Linked DNA regions of Mus musculus: all the other regions are linked to region 1. The links are chromatin loops, found by intact Hi-C in ENCODE. Cell type or tissue: left cerebral cortex. All regions are shown on one strand. Links, peaks and the distances in the headings refer to the core of each region. The heading gives the core; the rest is flanking DNA.

Evidence for each region. Hi-C counts contacts between places; a loop is a spot of excess contacts. Peaks named below come from ENCODE experiments on the same cell type or tissue, not always from the same donor. Only the 100,000 strongest peaks of a DNase experiment are listed, where the experiment ranks them.
Region 2: it touches region 1 in a loop (5-fold over the local background); 3 of 42 quality-filtered maps call a loop at or near these places.
Region 3: it touches region 1 in a loop (2.0-fold over the local background); 2 of 42 quality-filtered maps call a loop at or near these places.

The regions. Positions count from the first base shown.
Region 1 is chr3:114,899,755-114,907,451 of GRCm38, forward strand. It overlaps a transcript of Olfm3 not described here. Among named protein-coding and RNA genes, the nearest start is that of Gm23750, 79 kb to the left of the region's middle. In left cerebral cortex, for the core only: a CTCF peak has its summit at 4,447; DNase peaks (open chromatin) are centred at 4,441, 5,043 and 5,344; H3K4me3 peaks cover 2,341 bases; H3K27ac peaks cover 1,383 bases.
Region 2 is chr3:115,638,851-115,646,547 of GRCm38, forward strand. It overlaps Gm40124 (a long non-coding RNA gene), which reads right to left and starts at 2,876. Exons shown (of 3, transcript XR_867569.1): 1 at 2,588-2,876; 2 at 2,148-2,257. In left cerebral cortex, for the core only: CTCF peaks have their summits at 4,040 (motif pointing left) and 6,071 (motif pointing left); DNase peaks (open chromatin) are centred at 3,269, 3,575 and 4,015; H3K4me3 peaks cover 1,092 bases; H3K27ac peaks cover 727 bases.
Region 3 is chr3:115,526,130-115,533,826 of GRCm38, forward strand. No RefSeq gene overlaps it. Among named protein-coding and RNA genes, the nearest start is that of Gm40124, 110 kb to the right of the region's middle. In left cerebral cortex, for the core only: a CTCF peak has its summit at 3,964 (motif pointing right); DNase peaks (open chromatin) are centred at 3,977 and 4,454.

The DNA of each region.
Region 1 (7,697 bases), core at 1,607-6,606:
GTAGAGATAAAATACTGGGTGAAAACACTGAGTTTGAGGTGTCTGGAGGAAATTAATCAGTAGCATCTGGCAAAGACTGCATATGTAAATACTGTATATGATGTAATTAGAAAATTATCTCATTCATTTATTTAATTACTAAGTCATTATTGATTAAGTGACATCCAAATGCCAGACATTGCTCTGGATGCTTGAACACAGAAGATCCTTCTCAGAACATATTTTAATATAGGAATAATCCATATAGTAACTAGTAGATCGAACAGCAACAAATTAATAGACAATTATCAGATTCTTAACTTAGAGCAGTTAGGAGGTGTGGAGGATTAGGTAGATATAGTTTAGTACTAAACAATAAAAACTTATCTGAAAGACCAGAAAAGCAGAATGTGAAACAAGAAAAGGTGCAGGAGGACTTTACAGGTCAAAGGCATTAGGAATTAACTCAACAATTTTCACTTGTATAATGAATGTAAAAAAAAAAACAAAAAAAACAAAAAACAAATGCTAGAGGTTTAGATAATTGTCATGTTCTTAAGCATGAAATATCTCAATGTTAGGTAACAAATGAAATCAAAATCTGGTAGGATTTTTTTAAAGTACCATAAAAATGGAAACGCTATATGACAGCCTCTCATACAGACACTATTGAAGTATTTACAATGCTTATGTAAATATATTACACAAAAAGAACTTTCTTTGTAATATCATGTATGCACATTTTAGTGTTATTAATTGATCTTAGTATTATCTATGAAAACAAATTCATTTTGAAACTTTTTTAGTGGTACTAAGGTTTTGATAATGCTGCATAGATTTTAAAATAATTCCTATCCATTGTAGGCATAAAAACCTGATTTTAAGAGGTTTATACAAATATAAAATACTTTCATGCATTCACTAAAAATTGAAGATTTTTTAAATATTACATAGTTTCTAAATTTTATGATTATATTTTATAATATGTTCCGTGTTGACTGCAGTCACCAATCAGAAATCACAAGATAAACAGAATAGACACTTCATTTATTTTCTCTAAGTTAATGATTCTTTGGATTAACTAAGGGAAGATAAAAATTGAAAGCACTTCATAGACTTTCTCCCTTACACAAGAAATGTTCCATAGATGGATATATACAGATTACACAGTATGACCTCAATGTCATTAAATTGATTGTATGGAAATGTGATAGGGCTTTGCCACAAAACAAATGACTAAGTAAAAGGAACAGAAATCTACTTGGAGAAATTAAGCAGTTGTGCTGTTTTATTTTAGCAGAGAGCCAGAGAGAGGTAGGATGCTGGTGAGTATCTGCTGTTTTCTTTAGAGCTTTTGTTGTGCAGTGGCAAGTTTAGTAGAGCTTTGATTTATTACTGAACTTGATTGTTCGCTACAAATGACTGAGCTTCTCTTAAAGAAATGTGCTGTAAGTATGCTCTGATCATCTGTTTTCATTTGTATTATAATTACCATGCAGTGCTCAGTTTGGATCTCTAGATATCATCAACCTCTCCCATCAGTTCTTCCTGGCAGGCTTTCATACACTTTGTCTTATTAACTCTTTATTACAAATGCTACTCCAGTCCTGCAAAATGCAGAAAATACGTACTTATGGAAATATCTACATAAGAGTCTTACTTCAATTACTGATACTGTGAATCATGAGCTCAAAATATTTTGAGTGGAAAATGTTGTTACAAGAATACCTGTTGATCTTGAAGTTTAAAATTTATATGATGTTCTCATCTTACATTTTCTGTGTGCTTTAAGTACATCTTCCAACATTTAAGCTAGCTAATACTTTCTGTTGTTAGGTTCTTGTTTTTAAACAAAATGATTTTATAAGTTGCTTTAGGAAGAGGAAATATTTCTAAATACATGTTATAAAATTGTTTACCTAGTCTTAAAAGCATGCAACAGAATTACAAGCACTTAAGAATAAATAATAAACAATGAACATTCTGTAAACTGTCCCCATTTGGTAACTTAATTTTTAGTTCCTTAGTCTGATAGAAGTTTTTTTGATTGAGAATACAGATTCTAAATAGTATATATATAAATCACTGAAAAATAATTTCATGCTATGCCATGTTAATAATGAAATTAAAATTGTTTTAAAAAGCAGTTGTAAATAAAAAGCTAACATAAATATGCTTTTGAAAGTTATTGCAAAGTGAGTGAACACAACTCTGCAGTCTCAAGATAATGGTTTTTAATCTTTTTATTATAGAAAACATGTGAAGTTATAAATGTGGTTATTGGGTTGTTATTAAACACTAAACAATTTATCACATTTATTTTATTTTTATTATCTACAACCCACCACTTCATAATGAAAATTTCAAATACAGTTTGCTTTATGTCATCTACACTTTGTAGAAAAACACTAAACAAAGTAGTTATATACAGGCAGACATGATTACTATCATGTTTAAAAATAAATAATATAGTATGAAACATCTGTAGATATTGAATACCAACTGTGGTTTTCACATTGGGAATGGAGTAGTTTTAATGAAAATTTAGAGGACTTTTGTACATAGTATTTGTCTGATGCCTCAACTAATTTCTCTGCTTAATGTAAAAAGATACACAGGTAACTGGTTTGCAAACCTTCATTCTTAACTAAATATTACTTCTTTAAAAACCAATAGAAGCTGTATTGTGGGAGATGTGATTGAAGAGAATAGTTGTTCAAATGGCTGACAAATCTTCCTGCCTCTTCATCTCACTGATTGCATTTACATTGCTTAAGTTTTCCCCCATGTGATCAAATAATCCTTTTTATTAGATATTTTATTTATTTACATTTCTGATATTAACCCCTTTCCTGGTTTCCTCTCTAGAAATCCCCTATCCTATCTCCCCCCACCCCCTTGGCTTCTATGATAGTGTACTGGCTAGTTTTGTGTCAACTTGACACAGCTGGAGTTATCATAGAGAAAGGAGCTTCAGTTGAAGAAATGCCTCCATGAGATCCAACTGTAAGGCATTTTCTCAATTAGTGATCAAGGGGGGAGGTCCCCTTGTGGGTGGTGCCATCTCTGGGCTGGTAATCTTGGTTCTATAAGAGAGCAGGCTGAGCAATCCAGGGGAAGCAAGCCAGTAAAGAACATCCCTCCATGGCTTCTGCATCAGCTCCTGCTTCCTGACCTGCTTGAGTTCCAGTTCTGACTTCCTTTGGTGATGAACAGCAGTAATGTAAGCTGAATAAACCTTTTCCTCCCCAACTTGCTTCTTGGTCATGATGTTTGTGCAGGAATAGAAACCCTGACTAAGACAGATAGTGTTTCCCCACCCACCCATCCACTCCCACCACCGTGCCCTGGCATTCCCCTACATTGGGGCATCGAGCCTTCGCAGGGCCAAAGGCCTCTCCTCCCACTGATGCTCAACAAGGCCATCCTATGCTACATATGAGTCTGGAGCCGTGGTTTCTTCCATGTGTACTCTTTGATTGGTGGTTTAGTCCCTGGGAGCTCAGGATGGGGGGCGGTTCTGGATGGTTAATATTGTTGTTCTTTCTATGGTGTTGCAAACAGTTTTAAACAAGTAGTATAGTATGAGTATAGTCATATATTTCACAATGAGTAGCAGTGTCTTGCTTTTCCTTGCCCATAGATTTCCCCCTCATTCACCTGCATGTGACTCAGCTCTAGGAAAAACAAAAACAAACAAACAAACAAAAAACAAAACAAAAAAAACACCCTCTTTTAGGTTAGTTCAAAGCTTACAAATCATTTACTCTGCCATCTGCTATGCGCCCCTCATGGATATTGTGTTTTCCTCAGATGCAACTACAGATTAGATTGACCTGGAGACTACATATCTGGGTATTTATACGTGGATATGAGGAGATATTTCAGTTGGGGTGACTAATGAAGTATATCTGTACAAAAGGAAAATGCAAAGCCACTTTAATTATTCCTGCAATGTATTTTCAGGTTTGCAGTAGACCCCCTCCCCCAATAAAAGTGCCCATTTCTTAACCCAAAATATTTTCCAGTTAAGTATTTATAAGTAGCCATACACATTTCTAAATAAAAAAATAGAAGTCTATTATTTTTAACATGTGCCTTAAATAGAATAACTACAATGTCAGTTCACTTGAAAACTTTGTCTAAAGCACCAAATTTTAAAACAAGTCCTCTGTCAATGACAGAAGGTTCCAGTGCAGTGCCTGTTTCATAATACCGTGTACAGCTGACTCTCTGCAGCTCAAGTTGCCAGCAAAGGCTGAACTGGAGCGTAAGTCCTTTGGTTAACAAATTCCCTCAAAACACCACCCGCCCCCCAACGTACAAAACCCCAGTAGCTGTAGTGATGTCATATCCGTTGTTCAGGTCTCCACACCTCTCAGCAATCACTCTCTTTATCCTTTTGAGTCAAAACTTTTGAGGTGGGTTGGCTGTCTAACAGAAGGGGAGAAGGTAGACCGGGGCGCACCAGGTGGAGGCGCTTCAGCACCTCGGCCAGCACCCGCGGCAGCCTGTCCCAGCCTTTTGAGCTCCAGGACTCCCCACTCTGAGATGCCTGCGGAATGATCGCCCCCCAGGGCGGCTGCCTCTGCTGCCGCTGCTGCTACTGCCGCTGCCGCCGCCGCCTCTGCCTCTTTCCACTCTTCTCTGACTGGCAGGCAGAAAGTGCAACTGACGTGGGAAAGGTCTCCGCAGTGAGTGAAGTGGCTACATAAAACAGAGTAAAGAGAGGCAAAAACCCACATCAGAATGCAGGCGAGGTCCAGCTTTCTCAACCTCCTTCTTCTGTCTTTACTTGCTGGATTAGATCCTTCCAAGGTAGGGGCAATATTTTGACTCGTTTAAAATAAATGTGCAAAATGTAACGACCTGATCAAGATGCGGGGGGGGATGTCCAAAACGACATGGGGGACTGTTCTTTCAGCGACCCTGTGGTGTCTAATGCATCCACGCTGCTTGGAAGATAACAAGGTGAACTATCAGAGGGCTAGCTTCTTAAGGTAGTGTCCTGGTGTGAGGGGGGAGGGACCAGAGTGAAGATAATGTACATGGGTAGCAGGCAATGCGGTTCTCCGGGGAATTTAGCTTATTCGCTGTCCAGCTGCTTAATGTTCTCTTTTGAAGTAGGACGGGCCATGCAAGGGAGTTTGCAGCAGAAACAATGCAGTTTATAAGCCTGTATTTGTGTTAGATGGTGAGCTGTCTCTTTGTTGAAAGCAGGGAAGCGTTTTCCAGCTGATGCTGGTCAATAATACTCCCATCGCCGATGTGCTGAGGTTTGTGTCCAAAACATAGGGGAGGCAGCTTGTAACCTAGGACAGAACAGCAAAGCTACACTCTGCATTGCCAAGAGACATCGTGAGAGGGACTTTATGTGTCTTTCCTTTTACTGAAAAAAAGATTAGGGAACCCCAAGGAAGTTCTGTGATCTGTGTTAGGAGACAGGAAGTAAGAAGCCTGTTAAACTAAGGAGGGCAATAGAAAGGATGAGTTACGATATAGCTGTGGAACTCTGTAAATTATCCAGCAATGAAAGTGAACGCTCAGCTTATCTGGTACAAAGCAGGGAGCGATGCAACTATGTTTTTAGCGATATGTGAGGAAAGCCTATATGGTCATTTCTGAGAGGCAAGCATTCGAAGAAAAACATAGTTCTCTAGAGTAAGGGATAAGGCAACTGCTAGAATAAGGTACGAAAAGCATTTATGATCTGCATACTTATTTGATGGACAGCAATGTGACATGATTGGGGAAATGATGCTGTATTCTAAAAGTCATCCAATACTGTGTTTTGAATTCTTTAAAATTATTTTATGAATTGACATTGCCTGTGTAATTAATGGAAACAATTAACTATAGCGAAGGTGTAACTAACTGTGATCTATTACTGGTTGTGATATTTCAAAGCCTACCCTAGTATATGATTAAAAAAAAGTATAATGGTATAATATTTTCACAGGCTTTTCATATAATAGGCTTTTCATATTTAATATTTAGAAAGATCTGAGAAAAATAAAACAATTTTATTCTAAACCTATAGTAGTCTTGACACTGACATTTTGAAAGCTTCAAACAGTGTGTGAGAGCCATGTTAACAAGCATAATGGTATATACTAAGGTATAGCTATTAAGCATTTTACACCAGATAAAACATCATTGTTTTGTTTATATATTATTTACTTTTCCCTTTATGTCCCTGCCCTCATAGTAGCATAATCCATTCTGCTTCTCATCTATCTAATTTAGAATATCTTATAAAATATACATCAAAAAACACAATTAACAAATTAGTACAGAATAAATTCTTGGACTTAAAATGGGCTATGGCTTTCTATGAGAATTTGAAACTGTGGGCTCTTAATGACAGCTGTATGATTGATTGGATAAGTCTGGGATCTTTAGTGTATAAATACAATCATTGTTTGCAGTTACTTCATAATATCTTATTACATATAGACTTGATTTCCCCAAATAAGCATTTCTGCTTTGGTTAATTTGATCTTTGTTAATTTTTATGACATATGATTATTCAGTGGTTTAAAACTTTCCAACTAGGTCAGTCTGAACTCTGAATGCCTGGTAGCACTGAGATGAGAAATCCGGGGGAGAAGAGAAACCTATCCACTTTTCAAACTGTGCTCAGTTTAAGATGTTTCAAAAGAGTATTAAAAGGCCATATCATGGCATTTTGTTCCATATTATATGAAATAACAGATAATATTAAAAACTTAATACTAAGTAATTTAATTTCCAAATGTTTTGGATTTGTCGAAAAAATATCATTTTTGTGAGAGCAAATAGAGCCCAATATTATGTTTCGCCAAACTATTTTTATTTAACAAGCTGTTAAACAAAATTAAATAAATCAAATAAAACATTCAAGTAGTAGCACTGGGTTGTCAAAATAATCGTCACCTCGTCTATGAACTTTATATGTCCTCAACTTTAATTTAGTTCTGACTAGGTTAAAAGTTTAGGGTTTTAAAGATCATGATTGTTGTAAAATTTACATGTGATGAAATTAAAATTTAGCAAGATAGTACCTCAGATGACTGCACTTTGGGGGGGTGCACCAACATTTCTTAAGAAATACCATTAAAATAACTAGAAATTCTAACCATATGCTGCTTGTATGTTGGAATAATACTATGCCAGCATACAATTAAAAAAAAACAAACTTATTTTTTGTGATTCTCTACCATCATGTACTCTGTGTTTACTAAAAATATCAAAATAATTATATATGGATGCAGGTAAAATGATACAATAGGAGATCTCTTGAAATTTGAAAATATTTTAAGGTATAAGTTTCTACCTACATCATCTAGCTCCATTCTACATCTCTCTGTGTTGTTTAACTTTTTAATAAATGATAATTTGCTATCACTAGGACCAATTCTGCCAACTCAACTATAAAAGACTATATATATGTGTGTGTGCGTGTGCGTGTGCGTGTGCGTGTGCGCGCGCGCGCGCGCGCGCGCGCGTGTGTGTGTGTGTGTGTGTGTGTGTGTGTGTGTGTGTGTGTGTGTGTATACCTGCTTTATGGATCCCCTGCCTTGTGATTGGAGTGTACTCCACATTTTGCATATACTAAATTTTGTTCTTCTCATCTAATGCACTACAGAATTGGAAAAATTAGCATTTCCTAGCCAAAGGGAGGCAATTTGCCACTAATTAGTTATTTGTATTTTTATATAAAAATATTGATTTTTCCT
Region 2 (7,697 bases), core at 1,497-6,496, 740 kb after region 1:
AATAATTTCAGGGCTTATCAGATTAGGAAATAAGTTGAGGATTTTATTAGAGATATTTTAATCCAGGGTTATACAGAAGGGCTCAACAAAAGAGGGGCTCTCGGAATAAAGTTTGACATACAAAGCGGGGCAACGTGCTTCCCAAAGGCACATGGGGTGACGTAAGCAGTACCAAGTACTTCTCAAGGGAGAGGAGGCCAGTAATTGCCTGAGCATTAGCTATGTAGACCGTGTTGGTGGCTCTCAAGTTACATTTTATATTGGTGCCAAGAAACCCCCACCCCTCTCCCTTTGGTAAGAGTGACTGATAGAGAAGGCAACTCCAAAGGTGTTGTCTTAGTTAGGGTTTTACTGCTGTGAACAGACACCATGACCAAGGCAAGTCTTATAAAAAAACAACATTTAATTGGGGCTGGCTTACAGGTTCAGAGGTTCAGTCTATTATCATCAAGGTGGGAGCATGGCAGTATCCAGGCAGGCATAGTGCAGGAGGAGCCGAGAGTTCTATGTCTTCATCCAAAGGCTGCTATTGGAAGACCGACTTCCAGGTAACTAAGGTGAGGATCTTATACCCACACCCACAGTGACACACCCATTCCAACCAGGTCACACCTATTCCAACAAGGCCACACCTTCAGATGGTGCCACTCCCTGGTCCAAGGATATACAAACCATCACAGGTGCTTTGCATGGAAATATAATCGGATGAAACCAGAAACAAATAAGGTTGCCCAAGAGGGTTAACACAGCTCCTTTGCCCGTAAATAAGTGGGTTTCTTGTGTGGTTCCTGGGAGTTTTCAGCTGTGTGCCTGGAAAGGGTCAATGGTCTTAAGCTGGAATTCTTGAGCAGTTCCTGGTGAGAGGCATCAACCAGATGCCTCCTTACGTGGCTCTCCTCTCTCTTTTCTTATTCCCCCAATTTTCCCTGAATCTTCATCTTGCCTTCAGACAGTCTCAGAATTTTAGAACATTGCACGAGAACAACAGAAATGAAACAAAGCATAGCAGTAGACAAACCACCAGAAAAGAAAGAACCTGATTGTCTCACAATGACAAATCAGGAGCGCTGTGGAGCATCCTTGAATGAGCCATCAATATGTCCTGCCCTCTTACTCGAAAGTCAAGATAGCCACTCAGCACTCGCAAATCCTCATTTTCATAAGCACCCCTAAACCTGGAAGCTGCCTGGCCCTGAAAGGTAAAGCTGCCTGTGTGCCTATTGCCTCGAATCTGTCAGCATAGAACCAGGCTTAAATTATTATATCCTTCCTTTCCCTCTCTCTTCCGCTGGCTGGGAGCCGTGAAGCATTTCCATTTGAACTTGCATTTAGAATAGATGTGTGAAGATCTCACTATAAATTGAGAAGGAATCTCATACAGCCTTAAAGCTATAAAATATGGCTTCTTATACTTCTTATATCGACAGGCAAACCCCTTCCCCACTGTGGCGTCCTCAGAGCAGGAAATGCTCTGCGAGTCTAAATTGAAAATGATAATGAAACACATTACTTTATATGCTAATGTTAAAAATGAATGAAAAAGCAGGTGCCCAGGAAGTGCAAAGCCAGACTGGCCTAAAAGGCAAATCCAAGCCAGGATACATAGATAAGCAAAGTCTCAAAAAAGAAAAAACCCAATTCATATATATATATATACATATACATATAAATGTACGTATATAATCATTTTTAAGTTTTTAATTGATTTTTATTAGCACACAAAGAAGTGGTTTTCTTTGTGATATTTTTTAATATATTTGTGTGTATATTTGTGTATGTGCCTATGTTTGTGTAAGAGCATATCTTTCCACTCCTATTGCTGTCTTCCATCTTCCCCCTTTCTCTTTGCTATGTAGAAATATCCTCCAGATTGACCCATTCTGTCCTGCATGGAAGATCATTAAGACCGGAAGTAAGCAGCTCAAGCTAGCTTTAGGAAGTTCCTGAAACTGACCAGATTCACTGGGTCCCTCCCGCTCCAAACACACACACACACACACTAAAAGTAACTCTCAGACAAGCCCAGGTACCTGGAAAAAAGCAGAAATAAGACTAGCAGACTCAGAGATCAGCCAAACTAGAAGAAACAAAAAAACAGCTGAGCTTCCTTAAGAGGCTTAGATCACCTGAAAAGGGGACTCCCTCACCTGGTGAGCTAGTGTCCTGCAGCTTCCCAGAACTGGCTCCCACCCTGAGATGGAGTTTTGTGATGCAGCTTTCTTTGAGTGGTTTCTTTCTGTAACTGCTCACCATACTCCTGCAAGTAACACCAATAAAAAAGCCATTGGTTCACCAAACTTTGATGTGTTGTTCATTCCCTGTCTGGGTTATATAGATATTCAGATCTCTACCAATAAAATAAATAAATAAATAAATAAATAAATAAAGCCTGTCACCCAGCAATCTTTTGTTAGTGTCCTTCCACCCCCAAATATTCCTCCCATTGTATTCTTTCTCTCTTCCTTTCTATTAGTTGAATCTATTTCCTGACAGTTTCATACAAGTACATAGTTCATTTGGTTACTTGCATCCCTTCCACCCTCTCTTACTCTCCCATCCCTCCCTCTCCTCCGTACAAGTCCCTTACCAGCTCCTGGTATATTGTTCTGTTTTGTGAACCACTGATTTTAACCAGGGCTATCTGTGTGTCTGCAGAACTCTCCTCTGGAGCCTAGCTGGCTCACCTTGGGTACACAACTGAAGACAATGACTATCCCTTCCCAGAATCCACCAGTCACTGAGAACCTTTTCCTGTCCGTGGTTAGCTGTTGATAAGCCCAGTGTTGTGCAATCCCGTGCTGGCAGTCCTCTGTGCTGTGATATCACCTTTTGACATTCCTGTGCCCAGAAGATAGCGTTTCCCAGCTCCTCCCAGTCGTCCCCCCACCCCCACCCCCCAATCTTCCTGCCCTGAATGCTTTCCGCTTCTCCTTCCTGGGTGTTCCCTGGACCTTAGAGAAAACGATATAAATGTCCTGTCAAAAAACTTAATTAAAAATTTTTAAACAAATTTAAGGAAATGAAGCCTCACTGCCGTTGCTGTTGTTGTTTTAATTACACTTTTCTGAAGGGAGAATCTTTTAACTTGTTTTGGCCTGAAGTGTGCGGAATATAATTGCCTAGGATTCCCTAAACTACATTTCATGAACACGCACTGTAAGACGCCTATTACAAGTACAGCCCATTCTTTGGAGGAGTTTCACATTTTGTTCCGGAGACAGTTAAGACAAGTGCAAACCTTCAAGACATCTGTACCCCTTACCCGGGCCCCTATTTCCTGGCCTTGGTGTGCCTCATTATAAAGACCGGATATGCAGGCCAAGCAGAGAGAAGACTGGGAAGTCTCCTTCACTCTTCCTCGCACCCCCTACCCCTTGGCTCTTGTGGGAGGAAAAAAAAATCCCCTGGTGCAGGAAATGGGCCTGAAGCAATGAGACAGGTCCAGAGTAGAGGAGAAAGGAGCAGGGCACACAGGCCACACCAGACATCAAAATATTTTCAGTGCGGAAGGTGGTGGGGTCCTACGGAGGAAGTTGGGTGGAGAGACATTCCCTGCTTGCACTCGGCGGTGAACCTGGCTAAGGCTGCAGAGCATTGCAGATCCAAAACCGCAGCTGCTGGTGCTGCGGATCTAACGTCTTTTCGGGCGGGGGTGGGGGTGGTGGTGGTGGGAGCTCATCAACTCGAAAAACTTTATGAAAACCTGACGCGTGGGAAAAGAACAAAGGAAAGTCGAGAGGCTCATGTATATCAAAGGAAAGGGACTCGGAGAAATACTGGGGGGGGGGGGGGGGAGGAAAAATTCATCCCTAAATGCTTCCGAATCCTAGATGCTGAAGCAGCCTCCTCCGTCGATGCAGCTGTGACTTTGGATGTCTCCTTCTCTTTAACTGCCGCTTTGATACCGCTGCCTTTTGAAGTCTCTTTTTATATATTTTGTGATTTACTTGGGCAATGGATGGAACTTGCTGTGGCTGCTGTTTACCATCGCATTGGGCTCTGCAGTTTGGGAAGGCAAAAGGCAGGTCCGCGGTCGCCCTCTCCTGGTGAAGCCGCGGAACTTCGGAGAGGAGATCTGAGAAGATTAATTTTGTTTGGTTCAGCAACTTTTTTTATTAAAGTTTACCCCCTTAAATATACTCATCAAGCTTTAACATTAGCCAGAGTCTCTTGGAGGACTCCTAAAAGCTAGAAGCCTCGGTTCCACCCACAGAGTTTCCACTGCGTCTTGGGTGGAGCACAATAATTTGCATTTCTAGCGAGTTCCCAGGCAAGTTGGCAAAAGCACTACTCTCAGAACCACTTCCTTGTCCACAAGTCACTGGGCAGGATGAGAGAGCATTTTACTAAGCCGCTGGTCCTTAGTCTGTAGGAGAAGGACTCTGGGAAATGAGCAAAATGAAGAACGTGGCTCTTGCTAGGGTGTTGTAAGAAGTGAAGCGTTCCCTCACACTAGGTTCATGAGTGGAGCCACTGTAACAAATATTAACAAGAGAAAGCATACCAACTTATGTAATACGAGTTCATGTGACCTCAGAATTTTCAGAATGGAAGTCCACTGCAGTAGGGTAACCTGTGTGTTCTTTTTTTTAAGATTTATTTGTTTATTTTATGAGTACACTGTAGCGATACACATGGTTGTAAGCCACCATGTGGTGTCTGGGATTTGAACTCAGGACCTTTGGAAGAGCAGTCAGCGCTCTTACCCGCTCAGCCATCTCACCAGCCCCAACCTGTGCGTTCTTTAAATAATTATTTTGGTTTTTTTAATCATGTATGTCTGTGTGCATGAAGGCAGAGATCAGAGGAATAGATTCCTTAGAGCTGGAGTTCTGTTGTGAAGCAACTGACACTGGCGCTGGAAATCAAACTCCCGTCCTCTGAAACAACAATACGCTCTTAACCCCTGAGTCACCTCTCCAGACCCTAAAATCTGTGTATTTTACTGTGTTGGTGTGAAGAAGAGGGGACAGTGGTGGAAATCAGGATGGGACAGGAGCTCCGACCTAAAGATAATAAAGAAGGGGAAACGCTGTCCTGTTGAGACCCCTTGTGTCTTCAGCTTCTTTGTTTCCAGTAAAGATTGACAATCCATCCCATAACCTTCCTGGGAGAAAGGCCAGAAAACTCTTTGTAGGTTTTAGGATCTTTGTCAAGTAAGATAAAAAAGGAAGACTCCATTCATGTCATGATATGCTGTCGCCAGCATTTTATCACATGCCCAGGCGCCTATATTTAGGAAGTGTGTTCTGAACTCCATCAGTGTCATGAACACGGGTCTCTTACCCAGAAGCCAGTGCACTATCCATTAAAGCACAATGTATTGAGCTGTAACCCTAATACAAGTCAGATGTCAATCACTCCCATCCCTGCCACCTAAGAGGAAAAGCAAGCGTGTGTGCCTCCAAACACTGCTGAGATGGCTGACTCAGCAAGCAGCGCCCATCCCCACCTTCTGATCCCATCCATTCAGCAACTCCCGCCTCCCATATGAACCACTGCACACAAGCACCCAGTGATCGAAACATGGCCTATGAGACTTCAATGGCTGGAAGGACTGTGCAGTGGGCAGGGGCAACTGTAAGAAAGCTAAATCTTTGCTTGTTGCTTTAACCATCTGCTGGATTCTCATTGCCCTGGGGAAGGCTCTTTGGGCTTGGCAATGCAGTCACACCCCTGAACTTCCCCTTTCTTCTCATTTTATGCTCTGCCCGCTCTAATTATAACTTCCCTCTCCCCTTTTGACCCTTTGCACCTGTGTGTCAGCTACCTGAGCCTCTGATACGTCTCACCAGCACACTTATTTGAACAACTTGGTCTCGTCTGTCAGGATTCAGCTTAGATGTTGGAGAAAAGACTTATCTTCACCATCGTGAATTTCGTGACTAAGAACCCTACATCAAAAGATAGATTAATTAGAGAAATGAGTACATAGTTACTTAATAAAAGTTTGATGTGGGAGCTGGAGAGATGGCTCAGAGATGGTTAAGAGCACTGACTGCACTTCCAGAGGTCCTGAATTCAATTCCCAGCAACCACATGGTGGCTCAAAACCATCTGTAATGGGATCTGATGCCCTCTTCTGGTGTGTCTGGAGATAGCAGCAATGTACTCATATTCATAAAATAAATAATTCTTTAAAAAAAAAGTTTGATGTGGCCCAGGAGCCTTCAGAAACTAAGCCTCCACAGGACATCGTCTACCCACCACTTGGGAGACAGAGGCAGGGGGATTGGGAATCCATGGTCACCCAGGTCATCCACACCCTCATAGAGGACTCAAGGCCAATCTGGGCTATGTGTGACCTAGGAGAAAGATGTGGGAGGGAAAGACTGGAAGGAGGGAGGGAAGAATAGAGAGAGAAAGGGAGAGAGGAAAGGAGGAAGGGAGGGGGAGAGAGGATGGAGGAAGAAACAGAGGGGAGGAAAGGAGAGACATTAAGACTCAGAGGTACAGGAAAACCTGTGTGTTCTTACGAACAAGGAGGTATGAGCTGATAGTAAACTGTAGGGAACCTAGCCAGGCATATATGCTCAGACTTCTTTCTATGTATTTGTGTTTCCAGAAATAACAATATGACATCGCTCTGGCACAAGGGTTTTATGAGCTATTTTAAGGCCAAGCCAGTTGGACTTTATAGAGTACTCGGGAGCTGGGGTCAAGAGTGAGAGGGGAATTCTTTCTAGAGTCTATGACCTGTTCTTGTTTTCTGAAATGCTAGGATACAGTTATTCCAGAGTGCCATACGCAGACTCAACCAACTTCCAAGACAATTGAGTTTATGGCAACTCATTGTGGCACTGCCTAGTTCCTAAGTGGTGCCTCCTCAAGATGCGACCCAGGAGCCACCAACTCCTCTAGATGCTTGCCCCCCAGGGAAATGTGACCTTTTCACCTTTGTCCTTTTGCTTTCAGTACACCATCCATGACCTAAAAGACCCTCAAGATGAGGTGAGTTGGGAAAAAAAAAAAACAACTTGAATATCTTCCAAATATCTCTGCCTCCTGTCCTCTAGCAAGTCACACACAGTGCTTATGACAAGATATCAGATGTGCTCCTTGTTTTGCCCCAGCTTACGTAGGCGTGCTACGAGAAGGTGTCTGATCTCATCCGGGACACATTTTCAAGATACATGTGCCTCACAAGCTGAAATTCCTTGAGGGTTCTCATGATAACCCAGAAGTTATGGTAGCTTATGCCTGTAGTCAGAAGATTTGGGACATGTAATCAGGAGGATTGCTGTGAGTTCAAGGCCAGCCTGGACTACATAGTGAATGTCATAGTAAATGAAGATACAAAGATTATGTCTCAAAAAAAAAAAAAAAAACACCAACTATACATGCCACAACTACATATACACGTACATCACACAAAACAATTCTCAGAAGAGGAGAATAGCTCATCTCAGTGGAGAACAGAGTAGTTCACATCACTCAGAAGGGCTCTTTGGTGTTAACCAAGGAATCTACCCCCCAAACCCACCATATATTGCATGTTCCTGATGGCTCAAATCCACCTTGCAGTATTAGAATCTGGCTTGTTTCAGATTTGAATTGGATATCCTTGATGCTGTCTGTCCCTGGAATCTACTCTGAAGCCCAAGAATGCTTCCTAACACCTGACAACCATCCTGCTTCACCCTCACATGTGCTGGGAGATTATAGATGTGGCCACCATGCCTACTTGAAATACAACT
Region 3 (7,697 bases), core at 1,497-6,496, 630 kb after region 1:
CTGTTAATGATACACAGGAAATGGGAATTGATAAAGTCAAAAAAAGGCACATGACATAAAGGAGAAGTCAAGACAAAAGCAATCAGAAGACCCAAACTTCTTAATCATCATCATGCTTCCCAGAAGATATAAAACATGCATTACTGCTACTAAACTGAAAGTAATCCCACACTCCATATGGAGGAAATAATTTTAAATTCATAGAAATTTCTGATGGTCATGGTCGTGCAAACCTTTATTCCCAGAACACCATAGGCAGAAGCAAGTGCATCTCTATGATTTTTTAGGCCAACCTGGTCTATATAGTGAGTTCCAGAATAGCCAGGAAAGAAAGGAAGGGAGGAAGGAAGGAAGGAAGGGAGGGAGGGAGGGAGGGAGGGAGGGAGGGAGGGAGGGAGGGAGGGAGGGAGGGAGGGAGGAAAGAAGGAAAGAAGGAAAGAAGGAAAGAAGGAAAGAAGGAAAGAAGGAAAGAAGGAAAGAAGGAAAGAGGGAAAGAAAGAAGGAGTGGGAGAGACAGAGAAACAGTGAATTTTTTCCATTAATACTTCTCCTTATCTTATTTCATCCCCCCATGCTTTTTATTTATTTGTGTATATGTGTATGCTTATGTGAGTAAATACTATATTCATGCAGGTGCCCACAGAGACCAGAAGAGGGTCTTGGATCCCCTGAAGCTGAAGTTATAAGCCTATTGCGAGCTACTTGATGTTGGCACTGGGAACTAACCTGCATCCACTGGAAGATAGCAAGTTCTCTGAACAACTCAACTATTTCTCAGCTCAAATTTTCCACTCGGAACATAGTGTTTTATATAATTACATTTTGTGTTATTCCATAATAGCTTTCTGATCCATTAAGATGTCACAGAATAAAGAATAACCTGCTGTTGAAATCATCAGGGCCTATGACCACATCCAGCCAAGCTAAATGTGACCATTTCATGGAGTAGGGGAAGCGGTTGCTCAGTGGCCTGTGTATATCCTATCTTAAATTTCTTTAATTTATTATAGTTTTTCAGGTCAGTTTCACGTGTCCTGCGCAATTTAAGGAATTGCCACAATTTCCTATTTTGCTTAGCAGAAACTCACACAGCAATGTGGATAATGTTTTCTAAGAAGACACCACAACTAGCCTGGCTATCTCTGAAAACAGTGAGCTTACTTTCTGAGCCAAAAAATGGAATCCAGAATCTGGCCAAAAGGAAGAGGATTTCACATTCAACTTCCACCTCCAATTTTGTCTTTTCTCCACCAAGTGAATTCTCAAAATTGTCACTAAAATTATATTTCTCAATTTGCAAACCGATCAAGCCATTTCCACATGTCAGTCCTTCGATAATCAGTAGCGATCTGTAGAATAACAATCTGAACTTTCATTTGGTTAAACCAAGCTGCAAATCTTTTAGCCCAAGCTAATAATTTCACCATTCCACTTTTTTAACCCTTCTGAACAGCCATTCCAGATGTCTCATCATGGCTTACCCCAACCACCTTTTCACCGGCTGTCCTTCCCTGTGGAATTACTCTTCCAATATCCTACCCACAGCCTCCCATCCACTCAGACATGCTTCTTCTTATCCTCCAAGATAGATTCAAATGTCACTCTTTGTATCTTTCTAATATTCTCCCCAGCCATTAGTTGTGTTTGAAGAGCATATTTGATGAATGGAGATGTAAATGATCATTCTGAGTGAGGCAAACCAGACCCAGAAAGATAAACATTTCATCTTCTCTCTCACATGTGGATGCTGTCATTGGATCTTACGATATGTGTCTGTAGAGTAGAGGGCTCTTATAAGTAAGAAGACATGGAGAGCATTCCAAAGGAGGGGGAAAACTGGTGATAAGAAGGGAGAAACAGGAAGAATGGAGCAAGTAAGATTTGGTAGAGTAGGAGATGGGAGGGCACGAGAGAGGACACTGTAGGGATAGCTAAAACTAAAGTCTGTTGGAAAAGCCACATTGAAGCTTTATTGTGGAAAGTTTTCAAAGTACATACATACATACAGAAAGTTTATATATAGTTACCCTACAATGAGGATGGGATGCCTCTCCTAGGTAATGTTAGCAAGTGAAAAGCCCCATGTCAGGTAAGAGTTACCTTTCTTCTAGTTGTCCGTTCCTTAGAGCCCACAACATTACATTGTTCTTGGCCATCCTCCAGAACTTGGTGGTAAGACCCTATTGCTAAAAATAACTATGTACTTGAATCATAGAACATAGAGAAACCACCTTGTTATCAACATAGAAACTCCATCTTTATTGATTGGCTTTCAGAGCTCTGGAAACTACCAAAGGCGGGGGTAGGGGGAGCAGTCAATAATCTTGCCCAGCTGTGAACCCCGTGAACTACAATAACTGGCCTGACAAGATAGGCCCACCAATGCAATAATGGTACAAATACTGTAAGAGTGACAAAAACTATATGATTATATTTAAGATACACTCCACAAAATGAAATGCATGGCAGCTATTATCACCTGGGCCAAGAACCTGTAGCTGAATAGATCATAGGCCCAAGGGGATTGCTTACTACTATTCTTCTGGTAAATGGACGTAGTGTTAAGCTGTCCCTAGGTATAAATACCTTTATGCATATGGATTACATATCGTTCACCTCTCTTTTTTTTCTGCAGATGATGATTGACACAGAGACATGCATGTTTTCTGCATGCAGAGAATAAGAGACTGGGAGTCGTCAGTACTATTGGGACATCAGTATGACACTCATCCTCCCAGTTCAAGGATCATCTTGGAAGAGGGAGTGCAAGGAGTGGAAGAGCCAGGGGCAGTAGAAATCTACAATACAATAATTTCCAAACATGGCAGGCCCATTACACTCATGAACTCATAGCAGCTTTGACTACAGGTACAAATCCTATACAAGACCAAGTCAGAGAAAATCCCAACCAAGATGGTGAAGTCAAAAAGTCTCACACTTGCTGAGGAGCTATTTGCAGTTGAAGTTGGCTGGGGAAGAAAGAATCAGTCTTCCCTAGCGATTTGATACAGGAGAAACAACCGGGATCCTGTAGATGGTCCTATACCATAAGCTCATTGACAGCACTAAATTGGACCAATAGAGTTTTTAAAATATGTTTTAATTGAACTGTAATTATATAACTTTCCTCCTCCATTTCCTCACTCCAGTGTCCCACACACAGCTGCCATCCCTCAAATTACTCCTATTGTCCCCAATTCTCAAGTTAATAGCCTCTTTTCCTTTGACTATTTTTGTTACATGCATATACGTGAGTGTATGAGTGCTTAAACAAAGGTGAGTATACCCTATTGATTCCAATTTGTTCTTTGAGTGTGTACGGCTGACCACTCTGCACAGGACAACCAGTAAGGGAGCCCATTTCTGGGAGAAGCTAACTCTCATTCTTCGAAAAGTCATTAATTGCCTGTAGTTTAGTGGTAAGAATCCACAAAAAGTTCCACCTTCCATATTACCATGCCCCTTGATGATGCCGTTGTTCTGGTCTGTTTATTCAGCCCTTTCTAAGAAAACCTTTTTCAGAGCAGACTTCCTAATAGTCTGGCTTTTACCATCTTTCCATCCCTCCTCCAAAATGTTTCCTGAGGCACAAATGCAGAAGCTCTGATATAGATATACCCATTGGACCTGGACTACACACAATTTGTTTGGTTCTTCATTGTATCCACCTGTGGCTTTCTGTGGTGGTCTCTATTTGCTGCAAAGAGATGCTTCTGTGATAAAGAATATAGCTAAACTTATCTGTGGGCATAAGGATGGTTAAGAACGTAGTAAAGAACGATGCTGTGACATTAAAATAGGCCATTCCACCCAGCTTATGTGGTGCTGGGGATGGAACTCAGAGTTTCAAGGATGCTACCCTTGCACTATGCAAATGGTTCCATGTCTTCAACCCCATAAATTAATCTCCTTCAGGAAGAACGCCTGCCTTGTGAGCACACGGCTTGTTTTCTTCATTCTCATTAGGTGGTTCTGCCACTGGAGGGTGCTGTTGTCGTGATGGTCCAAGCATTGGCATGGGATGGGATGATCTTTAACAATATTTTTACAATTGTTACTATTTTTTTAATAACTCCTACAAACCTTGCACGATGTATGCACAACAGTGGAAATCTAAACAGCATCCAACAACCTTGTTAGTTAATCAATAACCAGCAGCCATAAGACCAGGACTTCAATAAAGTTGTAGAATGGGTCATTCATTAGATTTAGACTCCACATTAGCATAGCTTGAATTTAATAGCTGTGATCCTTTTCTCTAGCAAGCTAATTACTAAGAACTATCATTCTTATTTTTGTTGGTTACTAAAACAGTTCCAAGGATGTACCTGCTGGGGAAGTGTGAGAATTCATAGAGGGCCGGTTTGAGTGGGTGCTGATCCCTAAAGAGAGAGAATAAGGAAAAGGGCTGCATTTCCCTGCCAAAGTTTTCTCTGAGTTACAATCATAAACTGTAGGCAAATGCTTTGACCTAAATATTTGGCTGCCTACCGACAGGCTCCATGGCAATGTGAGCCTCTTTACCTCAGAGCCCCAGAGAGACTGAGAAGGTCACACCAGCCCCATTCTCTTCTGGCAACTGCATTCATAATACTGTCTTCAGACCTGATCTAAAACTAAGGACAAATTGATTCCCGAAGAACAAAGTGTAATTAGGCCCTGTTTGTCATTTCACAAACATGAAAAAGAAATGAAAAGAGAAGGAAAGGGAAAAGAAACAGCCAAAAGAACGGGTGTTTCTCATTTCTCAATTTTCACCTCTCATATTCAAACTTTGTTTTGTTTTGCTTTTCTTCTCTAGTTATGGCTATGAGTGGAATGCAAAGCTGTCAACACAAGCTTCGCTACTGAGTGTTTAGTCAATGTCCTCCAAGCTCATGAGACACTGCACCAGGCTAGGACACCCACGTGTGTGTACCCCACCTCCACAAATGTCAAGACCCTAGGAGAAGTGCAGCTGCTGACAGGCCAGCCAGCAGCCTTGTCCAAAGCCTGAGGCTAGTATTATATCCACGGTCTCACCTGACTCAATAGGAATTCCCCTAGCTGGCTGCAGAGATGGGAGATGGAATCCTGACAGGCTTTTTCCCCCTTCAGAATCACCTATATACTATAGAAATGTGGACACAATATTTCCCGAAGGAACCACCTGAATCAACCTGGATTTCCAGAAAGTCAAGCCAAGGGGCACCCAGAAAATATATTTCAAGAAAAAATAAAGTATTCAAAAACAATGACTTCAGCATCTGGTGAGAACTTGCCATCATCCCCAATACACATTTTCTTTTTTCACATAAAATATGCATTCATGTGAATATTGGTTAAAATGATTACATTTGTAAAATAGAATTACATGGTGGTATATCTTTGAAACAAGAGAAAAAACTTATGCCTACATTGTGATTTCCAAAACGAGTAGAAAATACACATTTTTAGTACAATAGCCTGTCACAAAGTCAACTCCCTCAAAAGCATATTTGGAGACAAAAACAACAACAAACGTGATGTCATTGTGTCTGTTCATTGTATCCATAATAACTTCATAATCTTGTTATAATCACCTAATCCTAGAGCCCTTAGAAGCCAGTTTGGGGCTAAAAATGTGACCCAAGTGAAGGTTCTTCTGAGGGAACTGTTATTCAGGACAAATGTCTTGAATACAGAACACTTTAATAACCTGAGTTTCTCACAACTATAAACATGATTAGCTTGGGGGGCAAGTCTGAGTGATTCTTGATGAAAAAGTCCTGTCCTCTGGCCCATCTTTGTGTTGAAACAACCAGCAGTCACGGGAAATAGTCAGAGAAAGCTGAGGCTCAAACCTAACCTGTTTCACTTCCTTCTCAAAAAAAGTGATAATTCTGCTTGCTTTTGCCTAGCTGAAGGCTGAAATTAAACCTTCAAACAGGTGGCCAAACCCAAGATGACTTACAGCTATCCAGATCTGGCCCAGCGCCGCATGACCAGGAAAATAAAGCATCAACTATTCAGTTCAATCTACGTCTCAAGTGTCTCAAGCGCCGTGCGGCAGTTCAACACATGTGAGTCTTCTCTTTGGTGAGAGGGAAAGCTTGCAAAGATAGATGGTATCACCTGCAAAGTGAAAAGAGTGAGGGCCGAGGCCCATGGAGGCAGTTTAATCACGCACAAGCAGTTTATCATTGCACATAATAACACAGGGCCTTAAAACGCCGGCTCTGACACTCTCATTTGTCCTGTGATAGAGTGCTCACTGCGTGGGAATTTAATATCCCCAATGCAATCAAACTTGGAGACATAGAGAATGTGCCCATCATCTATAAGCCAGTAGTCACCTGCCAGCACTTGCTTTGCTCGCCAAGAAAGGGATGCTACAGGGAGTCGAAGTTTATGGCCCATGGAAAGATTCCCACGTGAGACTCGATGATACCCAGGCCCCAGCTAAGAGTGTGTGAGGCCCAAACATGGGCATCCTTTTCAACGCTGCACAGATAAATCTGTCTCTACATTGTGCTGAGACCCCGTCGAGATGCTATGCTGTCCATGAAGGGTGATCGCTGGTACACCGTTTTGAAATTCAGCCCAGAGGCAGAGTGCACAGTCTTCCACAAAACAAGGCTGCCCCGCTCATCTGTGGAGGCAACATAATACCTTCCCGTCGGTGTGTAGTCCCCAGGGAAGTCTCTGATGCTGTGAAAATCTCTTTTTCAATTGAAGCAAGCAAATCTCCTGATTTTGCTTCTCAAGATTAGCCTGGAACCAAATCTCTTGTTCCAGGAAAAGTAGGTGTTGTTTTCGTTTTGTAAATAAAGAAATGGGAAAATCTGAGAGGCAGCGTCATGACTTGAGGAGTTTCAAACCACTAGCATTCTTCCTTCAAACTTGAGGATTAAGAGTTACTTTTTTTCAATGTCTAAAGGCTTGCTTATTTTATGAAACTATGTTTTACATGATGTTCCTGTATGTATAAGGTTTTAGGTGACAGAAATTAGGTTGTACTCTGAAAAAGGAAACTAAAACAGGTTATTCTAAAGCATCCAACCCCCTAGTGTTGCCCCTGAGCCGCTTGAGAACTTATCAGAAGCACAGACTGTCAACCCCACCCAAGACTAGAGCATCATAATATCAGGCTGCAGGACTGGCGACCAACTGATTTTAATGCTCCCCAAAGTGTGAGAATCACTGCCATTATACAGAAGCTAAACAATAAATCTGTTTCCTAAATCATTCTTGAGCTATGACCCCAGAAAAAAAATATTTTCTTAAAATAGCTGAAAAGTCCAATCAGGGGAAAGTAGTTTTTGGAACTTGAATTGAAAGAAGTTGGATTTTGTGTGTCCATGTGCATATGTGTGTGTATTGTGAACATGCACATGTACGTGCATGCATGTGTAGGCAAGAAGGCAGACAAGATCACTCAGCGGCCTGGAATTTGCTGATTCATAGGCTGGTTGGCCAGAGAGGTCCGGGGATCCTATCCACCTGTCCATTTCTCATCACACACCACTTCACTCTGTATTTTTATCTTAGGTCCCCATGCTGACACATGCCTCAGTGTTCTATAGCTGTGAAGACTCTATGACCATTGCGATTCTTATGAAGTATTTACTTGGAGCTTGCTTAAATTTTCAGAGGTTTAATCTATCATCATTATGATAGGAACCATGGCAACATGCAGACAGGTATGGTGCTTGCAGCAGGAAGAGATTGCCACACTG